Linked DNA regions of Homo sapiens: region 2 is linked to region 1. The links are chromatin contacts, found by Hi-C or POLR2A ChIA-PET in ENCODE. All regions are on one chromosome and are shown on one strand. The core of a region is the stretch at or near the end of the contact, and the rest is flanking DNA. Distances in the headings are between cores, read along the strand shown.

Region 1 (5,125 bases), core at 2,147-4,646:
TAAGTACCTACAATGGACTGGGTATTAGGGACATATGACCAATAAGACAAATAAGATTCTTTCCCTTGTTGAGATTATTTAGTTACAGGATAATAGGAACATCTGATTTAGATTAGGAAAGGAGGGTATGGGCAAGGCATGCCTTTCTGAAAAAACATTATCAAGAATTGGCCAGGTGTGGTGGCTCACGCCTGTAATCCCAGCACTCTAGGAGGCTGACGTGGGCGGATCACCTAAGGTCAGGAGTTCGAGACCAGCCTGGCCAACATGGTGAAACCCTGTCTCTACTAAAAATACAAAAATTAGCCGGGCGTGGTGGCGGGTGCCTGTAATCCCAGCAACTCGGGAGGCTGAGGCAGAAGAATCACTTGAACTCAGGAGGCGGCGGTTGCAGTGAGCCGAGATCGCACCACTGCACTCCAGCCTGGGGGACACAGTGAGCCTCCGCCTCAAAGAAGAATAAAGTTGAAGAATGAGTAGAAACCAGGCTGTGTGTGTATGTGTGTGTGTTATGAGGGAAGCATGAGTTTCTAGGTAGTGGGAAAGCACGTGCAAATAAGTCGGTAAGTTGAACAGCTAGACTAAAAGCTGCTTGAGAGCAGGGACCTTGTCTCTTCATTGCTGCATCTCTATTATACGACATCATCTCTGCATCTCTATTACAAGACATAGAGCCTGGCAGAGAGAAATTCTTACTGGATGAAATGAATGAATAAATCCAAGGCATCTTCTATAGGTTAGTGCAAAAATGACTGCAGTTTTTGCCATTATTTTTAAATGGCAAAAACCACAATTACTTTTGCACGAATATTTCCTGTTACAGATGTCAACTGAAGTCATTTAAAAATTTTCTCCCAAAGTTCATCGCGGGATCATTGCTCTTATTCATATTAGGTAGCATAGGCAAAGCTGCTAGAACAAAAGACTCAAAGTAAGTAAACGGTCAACACAAGTTTATTTATTCTCACATAACAATACTGAGTGGATATTTAGGTCAGTAAGGCACAGTTCTCCTCCACTTAGGAATCTCCCATCTTCAGGCCTTGCCTTCTCCAGAGCCTGGTCACCATCTGCTTCCAGTTGGCAGAAGGAGTAACAGCACAGGGGAGCACCTGTTGGAGGTCTGTATGGGCCAGGCCTGGAAACTGCACACCTCTTCTGGTCACTTTCCGCTGGGGAGAGCATAGGCACAGAGCCACACTTAAATTTTACTTTGAGGAATGCAGTGTAGGTGTATGTCCGACAAAGAAAACAATAATTCGGTAGACAAATAAGTCTCCACTCCAATATTCAATTACTTACTTAACTTATGCTCTGGTATGTCTCAAATTAACCTAGATAGAAATGAACTCTGAATCTTCCACTTCCATCAAGTTTTTCACTCACTCAATGGCATCATTATCCATCCAGTTGCTTAAGCATACATTTGAAAGTTATCCTTGGTCTGTTTCTTATCCTTCCCTTCCACATCTAATCCTTCAGGAAGTCCTGACAATGTTACCTCCAAAATATGTCTTAAATCCATCTTCTCAGCCAGGCACGGTGGCTCACGCCTGTAATCCCAGTACTTTGGGAGGCCAAGGGAGGTGAATCACTTGAACTCAGGGGTTGGAGAGCAGCCGGGGCAATGTGGAGAGACCCAATCTCTACAAAAAAAATACGAAAAATTAGCCAGGCATGGTGGCATGCGCCTATAGTCCCAGCTACTCAGGATGCTGAGGTGGGAGGATCGCCTGAGCCCAGGAGGTCTAGGTTGCAGTGAGCTGTGATCACGCCACTGCACTCTAGACAGTGGGACCGTTTAAAAAAAAAAATCCATCTTCTCTACACCTTTACCGCCACCTCCTTAGTTCAGACAGTGTAATAATCTCTCATCTGCATTATTCTCCAATAGCCTCCTAATAGCTCTGTTTCCATTCTTGCTTTCCTATATTCTATTCTCTACAAAGCAGAGTGATCTTTTAAAACAAATTTGTTCACATCACTCTTTACTTTAAAACCTTACAATAGCTTAGAATAAAATCCAAAGTCCTGATTATGACCCCCAAAGGCCACATATGATGCAGCCCCTGCCCACATCTCCAACCTCATCCTTTTTATACTTTTTTTTTTCTTTTTTTGAAATAGAGACGGGGTTTCGCCATGTTGGCCAGGCCGGTCTCGAACTCCTGACTTCAAGTGATCCGCCCGCCTTGGCCTCCCGAAGTGCTGGGATTACAGGCGTGACCCACCGCGCCCAGCCTCCAACCTCACCCTTTATCAGTCTCCTCCTACTCGATCTACTCCAGCTACAATGACCTTCTTGCTGATTCTTGAACATATTTAGCTTATTTCCACCTTAAAATTTCTACCCATCTGCCCAGAAATCTTTCCTTGGATTTCCAATAGCCAGCCCTTTCTCATTCCTCAGGGGTCTCAGCTTAAATGTTACCTCCTGAGATTCCTTCCTTAATCATCTAATACGAAGAAGTCCCCACATCCAGTTATTCTCTTACCTCAGCATCCTGTTTATGTTCTTCTTAGCATCAGACTCGGGCTTTTTCCTGTTTATTACCTACTTCGTTTTCCTGAAAGATCCATGTGCCGGTACCATGTGTTGTTCCTACTGTTTCTCCAATGTCTAGTAGATTTGGCACATACTGATGTGCAATTAATACGTGAATGAAGAACCATTGACAGACGATTAGTCAAAAGCTCTTGCAAAGCCCTTTGATAGGTTATCGGTGGAGAGTAGGGAGCACAAACCTGGGGTCCCATTCTAGCTTGACCACTTCTCGGCTGTGCACAAACTAGTCTAGCTCTCCTGAGCCTCAGTTACCTATTTTGCAAATTAGGGATGGGAACATCCATACCTCACGACGCCAAACGGCTACCTTGTAAAGACGAAAGGAGGAAATGCAGGAAATAACTCCACGTAAGGTTAATGCTCCGTAAACAGAGCTGCTACTGCTATTATATATTCTATACAATCCTGCGCCCTTAACGGCAGGACCCTTTCAGTGCTTCAGTCCTGTCTTCTCTCTCCTGGGTTGACCTCCACAGATCCTCTCAGAAGAGCGTTTTCCAGGCGTGAATCTCCGCAGAGTGGAGATAAAGGCTGAGGCCCCAACGCACGCGCACTCACGCGAGTCCGGGCCTATGACGTCATTAGCGCAGCGCCATCGCCGCGGAAGGCCCAGGGGCCTGTCCTGTATGCGGCGTGTCTTAGGGAGGCCCAGGCGGACGCCTGCAAGTCGGGTGCGCGGTTCGGGGGCGGCTCGGAAACCCCAGCGGAAGGCAGCAAGGGGCGCGTGGGGCCGTGGAGTCACGAAGCTGGGCGGCAGGAGGGGCGGCCTGGAGCTCCCGCGGGGCACAGCGCGTGCGTGAGGGCGGCCGGCGGGGCTGCCCGGCGCGGGTGTCCCGGCGATGTGTGGCGCTGAGGCGGCGGCGGGAGCAGCGGCGCCGAGCTCTGCTTCGGCTTCGGCTTCGGCTTCGCGGCGGTGCAGGCGGCGGAGGCGGAGGCGCAGGCTCTTCTTTAGGACCTGGCGAGCCCAGGTCTAAGCGGCGGCCCCGCGAGGCCCTTGCACGGCGCCCCGGGTCGAGGCCCTCCCCGCCTCGCCCTACCCCAGGAGCCTGCCTCCCCAGCTGGGGATGAGGCTAGGAGGCGGCCGCGTGGGGCCCAGCACAAAGACCTGTCCCCAGGGGCCGCCGCCTCCGCCGCTGCTGCTGCCGCCAGCCTAGAGCCGCCCGCCGAAGCAGAGCCGGCGCCGGGGTCCTCATCCCCACCGGTCCCGAGGGGCGGCTGCTGCCCGTCGCCACGAGGCCCAGGGGCCCGAGTGCCGAGCCCTTTGCTCCCTCGGCCGCGCGGGGACAGGGCTGCTGAGCAGCCTCCGCCTCTCCCGGCTGTGGGGGCCCCACTGAGTATGTCGGAGGAGAGCGACATGGACAAAGCCATCAAGGTAAGGGGGAGGTGCCCCCTCTTCCCCCGCGTTGTCCTGTGGCGTTCTTCTCGGCTCTAGCCTCAAAAAGCAGGGAGATTTTGCAGTGAGAGGTTCCATCGACTACCGGGTTTCGGCCTCCCCCGGATTCCGTGGATCGCGCTTTACAGCCCTGGGGCCAAGGGTTATGGGTGTGGGTGTAGGTGTGTGTCCGACTCCCGCCAGCTTCCCTGGTGAGTGTGATTTGTGCTCAGCTGGAACAGAGGTGAGTGGCCTGGAGACACTATTAAGTGTCAATGAATGGGACGAAGAGAGCCCTACTACTACTACTACACGTTTCGATCACTCCCCAAGGCCGCCAGCATTTGCTTCCGGATGGTCTACAGAACTTGGAGAGTTGGAATTTATCCATCCCTCCCGATTTGTTTGAAATCAGCCTTCTGGAAATCTGCAGTTGGAAAAAGGTGGTTCGCCGTACAAAACCTGTCCTTTGGGGAATAGGTTGTCCTCACTTTTCCGTGTATTCTCCCCTTTTTCTTTTTCCTCTTCTTTCTCCTAGGAAGCATTGAGTTTACTTAGGAAAAGTTAACAGTTCCTGTGACTTAACTGCACTTAAACCAAAAGAAAAGCAAATGTGTGTTCGAAAATTACACAAATAAAATAAGTTTTCTAAAACCTGTTTTTAACTTTTTTTTTTTTTAAAGGCACATTTTGCCCACTCAGGGCCAGTTATCTGTCTTGACAGCTGTAGCTAAGAAATTAGTCTTATGAAAATTAAACATTGACGCTTAAAGTTTGATGTATTATTTACTTATTTGTAGTGTTAAGTCAGCCCAGTGCATTGAATAATTTCATTTTATCTTGAAGGACAGGCATCTATTGGCAGCTTGGGGTTATTTTCCCCTTCAAGACAGTTACTAGTAATGATTAAGAATTTACATTTCTACCAATTCTTTAGGTGGTGTATATAGTTTCTCAAAATCATCAAGTCATTCCAAAGAAACTTAACCCTTTAAAGGAGGCATCAACATATAACATATACATTAAGGAAGACCAGGTTTTTTGTCTGTTTGTTTGTTTTTGAGACGGAGTCTCACTCTGTCGCCCAGGCTGGAGTGCAGTGGCCCGATCTTGGCTCACTGCAAGTTCCGCCTCCTGGGTTCACGCCATTCTCCTGCCTCAGCCTCCCGAGTAGCTGGGATTACAGG
Region 2 (5,709 bases), core at 2,149-4,648, 1.1 Mb after region 1:
CACACCCAGGCAAGGACTCCAGGAGAAGGTGTAAACTTGCTGCCAGGAGGGCTCCTAGAAGACGGGAAAAAGTAGGAGGCCATGCTAAGTGAGATCCAAATGCCAGAATTGCCAGGGGAGACGGTGGCAGATGCGATGAAAGGTCAGGGAAGTGGCAATGCTTGGGAAGGCTGCATAAGGCCCAGGGAGCCAGAGGCGACGATCTTCCATGGAAAGGCCAAGATTCCCCTTTACCAAGTCCACGAGGAATGGACCAGGAAGAGAACACCAGCCAGCATCACAGAGAAGCTCAGAAAGCCTCCTCTGCAGGAGATGCCATCACAGGATGGTGGGTGAGGCCCCTTGGGAGCTAGGCTCACTGATAGCAAAAGGGATGGTGGAACCCTGGAGTAAGAGAGGCCAGGAGATGGCACCCATTAGGGGACACAGTGCTCACCATGAGTGGTAGGGCCCAGGATTGGCCAGGAGGGGCTGGCCTGCAGAACATGGAGATGACCCTTAAATCTTGGTGTTCATAGGGACAGACTAGATGGGCCACAAGCAGGCAGCTACTCAACTTACGCCATCAAAATACCTCAAGAATGAACGCCGAGGAAACTTCCCCCAGTAAAAACATCACCATTGCTTTCCTAGTGGGCTTCCCAGGAAACACGTCTGTCACATACGTCAGCTAAATGTCATGTGTGAGCCTAGATGTTGGCGGGGGTGCGGATGCTATAAAGAAGAGTATTGGAATCGTTGGTAAATTTTTCAATATAAGAATGTATTTATGGCTGGATGCAGTGGCTTACACCTATAATTCTACCACTTTGGGAGGCCGAGGCAGGCAGATCACTTGAGCCCAGGAGTTCGAGATCAGCCTGGGCAACATGGTGAGACCCTACCTGTACAAAAAAATACAAAAATTAGTCAGACATGGTGGTGTGTGCCTGTGGTCCCAGCTACTCAGGAAGCTGAGGCAGAAGAATCGCTTGAGCCTGAGAGGTTGAGGCTACAGTGAGCCGAGATTGTGCCACTGCACTCCAGCCTGGGTGACAGTGAGACTCTGTCTGTCTCAAAATATATATTTATACAATATTTATATAATAAACGTATATTTATTATATATGTTATATAAATTATATATTATATAAATTATACAAAATTATATTTATTATATATGTTATGAGATGATAGCATTGTATCAATGATAAAAGTCTGAATTGGACCATTGTTCTGTGCTTCTGTAACACAATATTCTTGCTCTTAGGAGATATAGGTTGAAGCATTTAGGAGTAAAGGGACATAAATCATGCAACATGCATTCAAATGGTTCAGGAATAAAAATACTCATGAAGGGCTGGGCGTGGTGGCTCAGGTCTGTAATCCCAGCACTTTGGGTGGCTGAGGTGGGAAGATCGCTTGAGGCCAGGAGTTCGAGCCCAGCCTGGGCAACATGGTGACATCATGACCCCCATTTCTACCAAAAAATTTTAAAAATTTAGCCAGGCATGGTGGTGCATGCCTATAGTCCCAGCTACTCAGGAGGCTGAAGTAGGAAGATTGCTTGAGCTTGGGAGGGTGAGGCTACAGTGAGCTATAATCACGCCACTGCACTCCAGCCTGGGTGACAGAGTGAGACTCTGTCTCAAAAACAAAACAAAACAAAAACCTCCTAAAATGTATAAATAGCAAGAAAATGAGGGGCAAATGTGGTAAAAAATATAATGGCTAAAAAGTCTAAGGAAGTTCTTTGTGTGCATCTTGTAAATTTTCTCAGCATTTCAAATTACTTCAAAATAAAGTGTTTTTTTAAATAACAAATAAAGCACAGGCTTTGGAGTCAGGCAGTGTGTTAGTGTGAGAACCTAGCCTGACAACTTCCTAGCTGTGTGATCACGGGCAAATGTTTCCACCTTTGTGAGCCTCCATGTTCTCATCTGAAAAAGGAACCTTAGGACTACGCCTGCCCAGCCTGCCTACCTCTCGGTGTTGCAGTAAAAGTTGGATAAGGGCAGGAAAGGCCCTTAATGAGCATGTGCATTAATCGAGGTTTTTCCAGAACTAACAGGGTATTTATATTTATTTTGAGGTATTTATTTTAAGGAATTGGCTCATGTGATTGTGGAGGCTGGCAAATCCAAAATCGGCAGGGTAGACTGGCAGGTGGGAGACCCAGGAAGGAGTTGCTGCTGCAAGTGGAGGCCAAGGCACTGCAGCCGAATTCCCTCTTCCTTGGGGGAGCTCAGTCTTTAGTCTATTAAGGCCTTCAACTGATTGAATCAGGCCCACCACCTTACAGATGATAATCCACTTTACTCAAAAAAAAAGTCTACCAATGTAAATGTTAATCTTATCTTTAAAAAATACCTTCACAAAAAGATCTAGGATAATGTTTGACCAAATATCTGGGTACCTGGGCTCAGCCAACTTGACACATAAAATTAACCATCCCAGTATGGAAGGGCCCTGGTCCCCCACTACATCTTGGAGATTTTTGCCTTCTCTGTGAATTATTATTGCTGGGCCAAGGCAGCTGGCTGGGAGTCCTCTGCGAGTTTTGTTTTCAAAGCTCTGGGCACAGGAGTTGCATGTCTGTCTCCTTTCTGGCTCACACACTTGGGGTGTGTTTTCTTGCCCTTGCGAGGCTGGACAAGTGCCTCATACGGTCCCTCGGCTGTCCACAAGTGTGCTGAGAAACTGGACACACAGAGGTTCCCACCCGCTGACCACACGGGGGCCTGTGTTTACCCAGAAGCAGACCAAAACCTGAGTCCAGCTAGGTCCCTGCTTTGCTGTGTGTCCCTGAGCAAGTCAGTTCCCTCTCTGGGTCTCTTTTTCCTCTCTGCCGCTTTCCCTGAATGTGAGTTCCCTGGCCACTGAGAACAGGGGGAAAGGGACAGAGCCTCAAAAGATGACCTGTGCGCCCCTGCTTCTAAGCACTTTGCAGGTATTATTTAATCATCAAGCTAATCCTACGAGAGAGCTGCCATTTTCCCCCAGCTTACAGATGGGGGAATTGAGGCGCGAAGAGGGCAGGCGATGTGCTCAAGGACAGACATCTAGCAGGTATGAAGCCCTCACAATGGGGTTCTAGAGGCTGTTTAGTTAACCTCAAGTTTTGGGGAGCCCCTGAAGGGCTGGTCACCACGCTGCCGGGGACAGGGAAAGCCTCTGAGCTTGAGTCAGTTTTGGTTTCCCTGCTGGGGTGCAGGAGTCAGTAAACCTTGCTGCAAGGGGCGGGGAAGAGCATTTGAGCTTAAGTTAGTTTTGGTTTCCCTGCCCCGGATGCAGGAGTTGGTAAACTCACTGCAAGGGGCAGGGCAGAGCCTCTGAGCTTAAGTTAGTTTTGTTTCCCTGTCCCGGATACAAGAGTTGGTAAGCTCGCTGCAGTGGGTGGAGAGAGGCCTCTAGACTTCAGTTTCAGTTTCCTGGCTCTGGGCAGCAGCAAGAATTCCTCTGCCTCCCATCCTACCATTCACTGTCTTGCCGGCAGCCAGCTGAGAGCAATGGGAAATGGGGAGTCCCAGCTGTCCTCGGTGCCTGCTCAGAAGCTGGGTTGGTTTATCCAGGAATACCTGAAGCCCTACGAAGAATGTCAGACACTGATCGACGAGATGGTGAACACCATCTGTGACGTCCTGCAGGAACCCGAACAGTTCCCCCTGGTGCAGGGAGTGGCCATAGTGAGTCCAGGGCTGAGGTTGGGTCTCTGGGAGGCAGGAGATTCCACGGCGGCAGCAAGGCCGAGCTACTGGGTGCTGGGTGCCTATTATGTGCGAGGCCCACACTTGGGTGGGATGTGGTGTAGGAGTCTCAGGCTCTGGAGCAGGCGCTTGCTCCAGAGCTGTGTGACACTGGGCAGGCTACTTAACCTCTCTGTGCCTCAGTCTCTGACTCTGTAAAATGGGGAGAGGCATAATACCCACTTCAGAGTATCGTAAGGCTTGAGCACATCATGTTCTTAGCAAAAGACTGGCAGTGCTCAGTGAATTCACTGTGATTACTCACTGCGATTTTCTTCTATCCTCTCCACAGTACAGAGGAGTAAACTTAGGGAGGCTAGAGAACTTTGTTCAAACTACCCAGGTTGCCTTGTGGTTTCTCCGCAGCAAGAAGGAGTGGCTTTTATCAGTTAGAAATATTTGGTTTTGTGGACACAAATCTCAGGACTGAGGCTGAAAATTCTGGACCTCTGGGGAGGAAGGGGGACTGGGGAGATGCCAGGACCCTAGAATTGGGGGCGTGGGGGTCCTGATGGCCCAATACTATCCTCTTAGCCTCCTGAGCTGCTGACGTCCCTTCTCTGCTGCTGCCACACTTTTTGGTCTCTACCCCTTGCACACATCCGCTAGTGCCTCAATAAAGAAATCTAGACACGTGGTGTCCCCAGCCCTGGCCCAGGCCAGCAAGCTAAGGCAAGTTTGGTTAATAGCTATTGTCAGAACTGGGATTTTAAGCCTGGGTAATTGGCTTGAGGGCATGCATGTTTAACCACTACACTATCCTGCCTCTCAATTTTTTTTTCCTCATGGAAGTAAAACAGAAAAAGTGCCCAGATCAAAGTGTCCAGCTTGATAGGTAGCCACAAACAATGTAACTGTGTAACCCCCACCCAGATCCAGAAACAAAACATTCTCAGCCCCCCAGAGCCCTGGGCCCCCGATCCAGTCAGCACCTCCAAACCCAGGTAGGCAATCTCCTGACTTCTAACAGCATAGACACGTTTTGCCTGTTTTTAAACGTTTTACAATTATAGGGTGACCAACTATCCCAGTTCATCCAAGATTGGGGTGTTTCCTGGGATGTGGGACTCTTGGTGTGAAAGCTGGGAATGTAAACCAGGATGCATGGGTGAACCCTACATAAATGGCATCATGGGCTCTGTGTGCTTTAGTGCGTGGTTTCTCTGACCTATGATGTTTATGAAATTTATGTTGTGGGGTACAGTTGTTTATCTTTTCATTGTTGTGTCAATTCCATTATGTGAATATTCCACATTTGTCCATTCTACTGTGTTTTTTTATTTTTACATAATTGTGCATATTTATATGGGGTACATGTGATATTTGGACACATGGATACAATGTGAAATGATCAGGGTAGTTAGGATATCCATCACCTCAAACATTGATCATTTATTTGTGTTGAGAACAGTTCAGATCTTCTCTTCTAACTATTTTGAAATATATAATAAATTATTGTTAACTATAGTCACCCCATTGTGCTATCAAACACTAGAATTTATCCCTTCTATCTAACTGTATGTTTGTATCCATTAACCAACTTCTCTTCATTTCCTCCTCTACTTCCCAGCCTCTGGTAACTATGATCCTACTCTCTACCTCCATGAGATCAACTTTTTTTAACTTCCACATAAACACATGCAATATTGTCTTTCTATGCCTGACTTATTTCATTTAACATAATGACCTCTAGTTCCATGCACATTGCTGCAAATGACAGAATTCCATTCTTTTTGTGTCTGAATAGTATTCTATTGTGTATATATACTACATTGTCTTTATCCATTCAGCTGCTGATGGATACGTTGGTTGATTCCATATCTTGGCTTTTGTGAATAGTGCTGCAATAAACATGAGGGTGCAGTTATCCCTTTTTTGGATAAATACCTAGTAGTGGGATTGCTGGATTGAATGGCAGTGCCATTTTTATTTTTTTTAGAAACCTCCATACTGTTTTCCGTAATGACTGTGCTAATTTACATTC

What was found. A loop is a pair of places that touch in the nucleus more often than their neighbours do. ChIA-PET counts read pairs that join two places held with the same protein, here RNA polymerase II (POLR2A). Pooled maps may share reads with other maps.
Region 2: a pooled map shows a loop between it and region 1 (6-fold over the local background). The contact joins the promoter of OAS2 here to the promoter of MAPKAPK5 in region 1. A Hi-C loop is called at or near these places in 7 of 50 pooled maps. POLR2A ChIA-PET finds 5 or more read pairs at or near these places in 2 of 52 experiments (activated CD4-positive, alpha-beta memory T cell and activated naive CD4-positive, alpha-beta T cell).

Annotation. Positions count from the first base shown.
Region 1 is chr12:111,838,832-111,843,956 of GRCh38, forward strand. It overlaps MAPKAPK5 (MAPK activated protein kinase 5), which reads left to right and starts at 3,397. Exons shown (of 14, transcript NM_003668.4): 1 at 3,397-3,938. The coding sequence starts at 3,903. MAPKAPK5-AS1 (MAPKAPK5 antisense RNA 1) reads right to left here and starts at 4,174. Exons shown (of 2, transcript NR_015404.2): 1 at 2,496-4,174; 2 at 936-1,646. RefSeq lists enhancers at 2,973-3,252, 3,983-4,082 and silencers at 3,283-3,462, 3,543-3,892.
Region 2 is chr12:112,975,121-112,980,829 of GRCh38, forward strand. OAS2 (2'-5'-oligoadenylate synthetase 2) reads left to right here and starts at 3,399. Exons shown (of 10, transcript NM_002535.3): 1 at 3,399-3,665. The coding sequence starts at 3,489. RefSeq lists enhancers at 2,944-3,753, 3,974-4,053, 4,224-4,303, 4,414-4,563.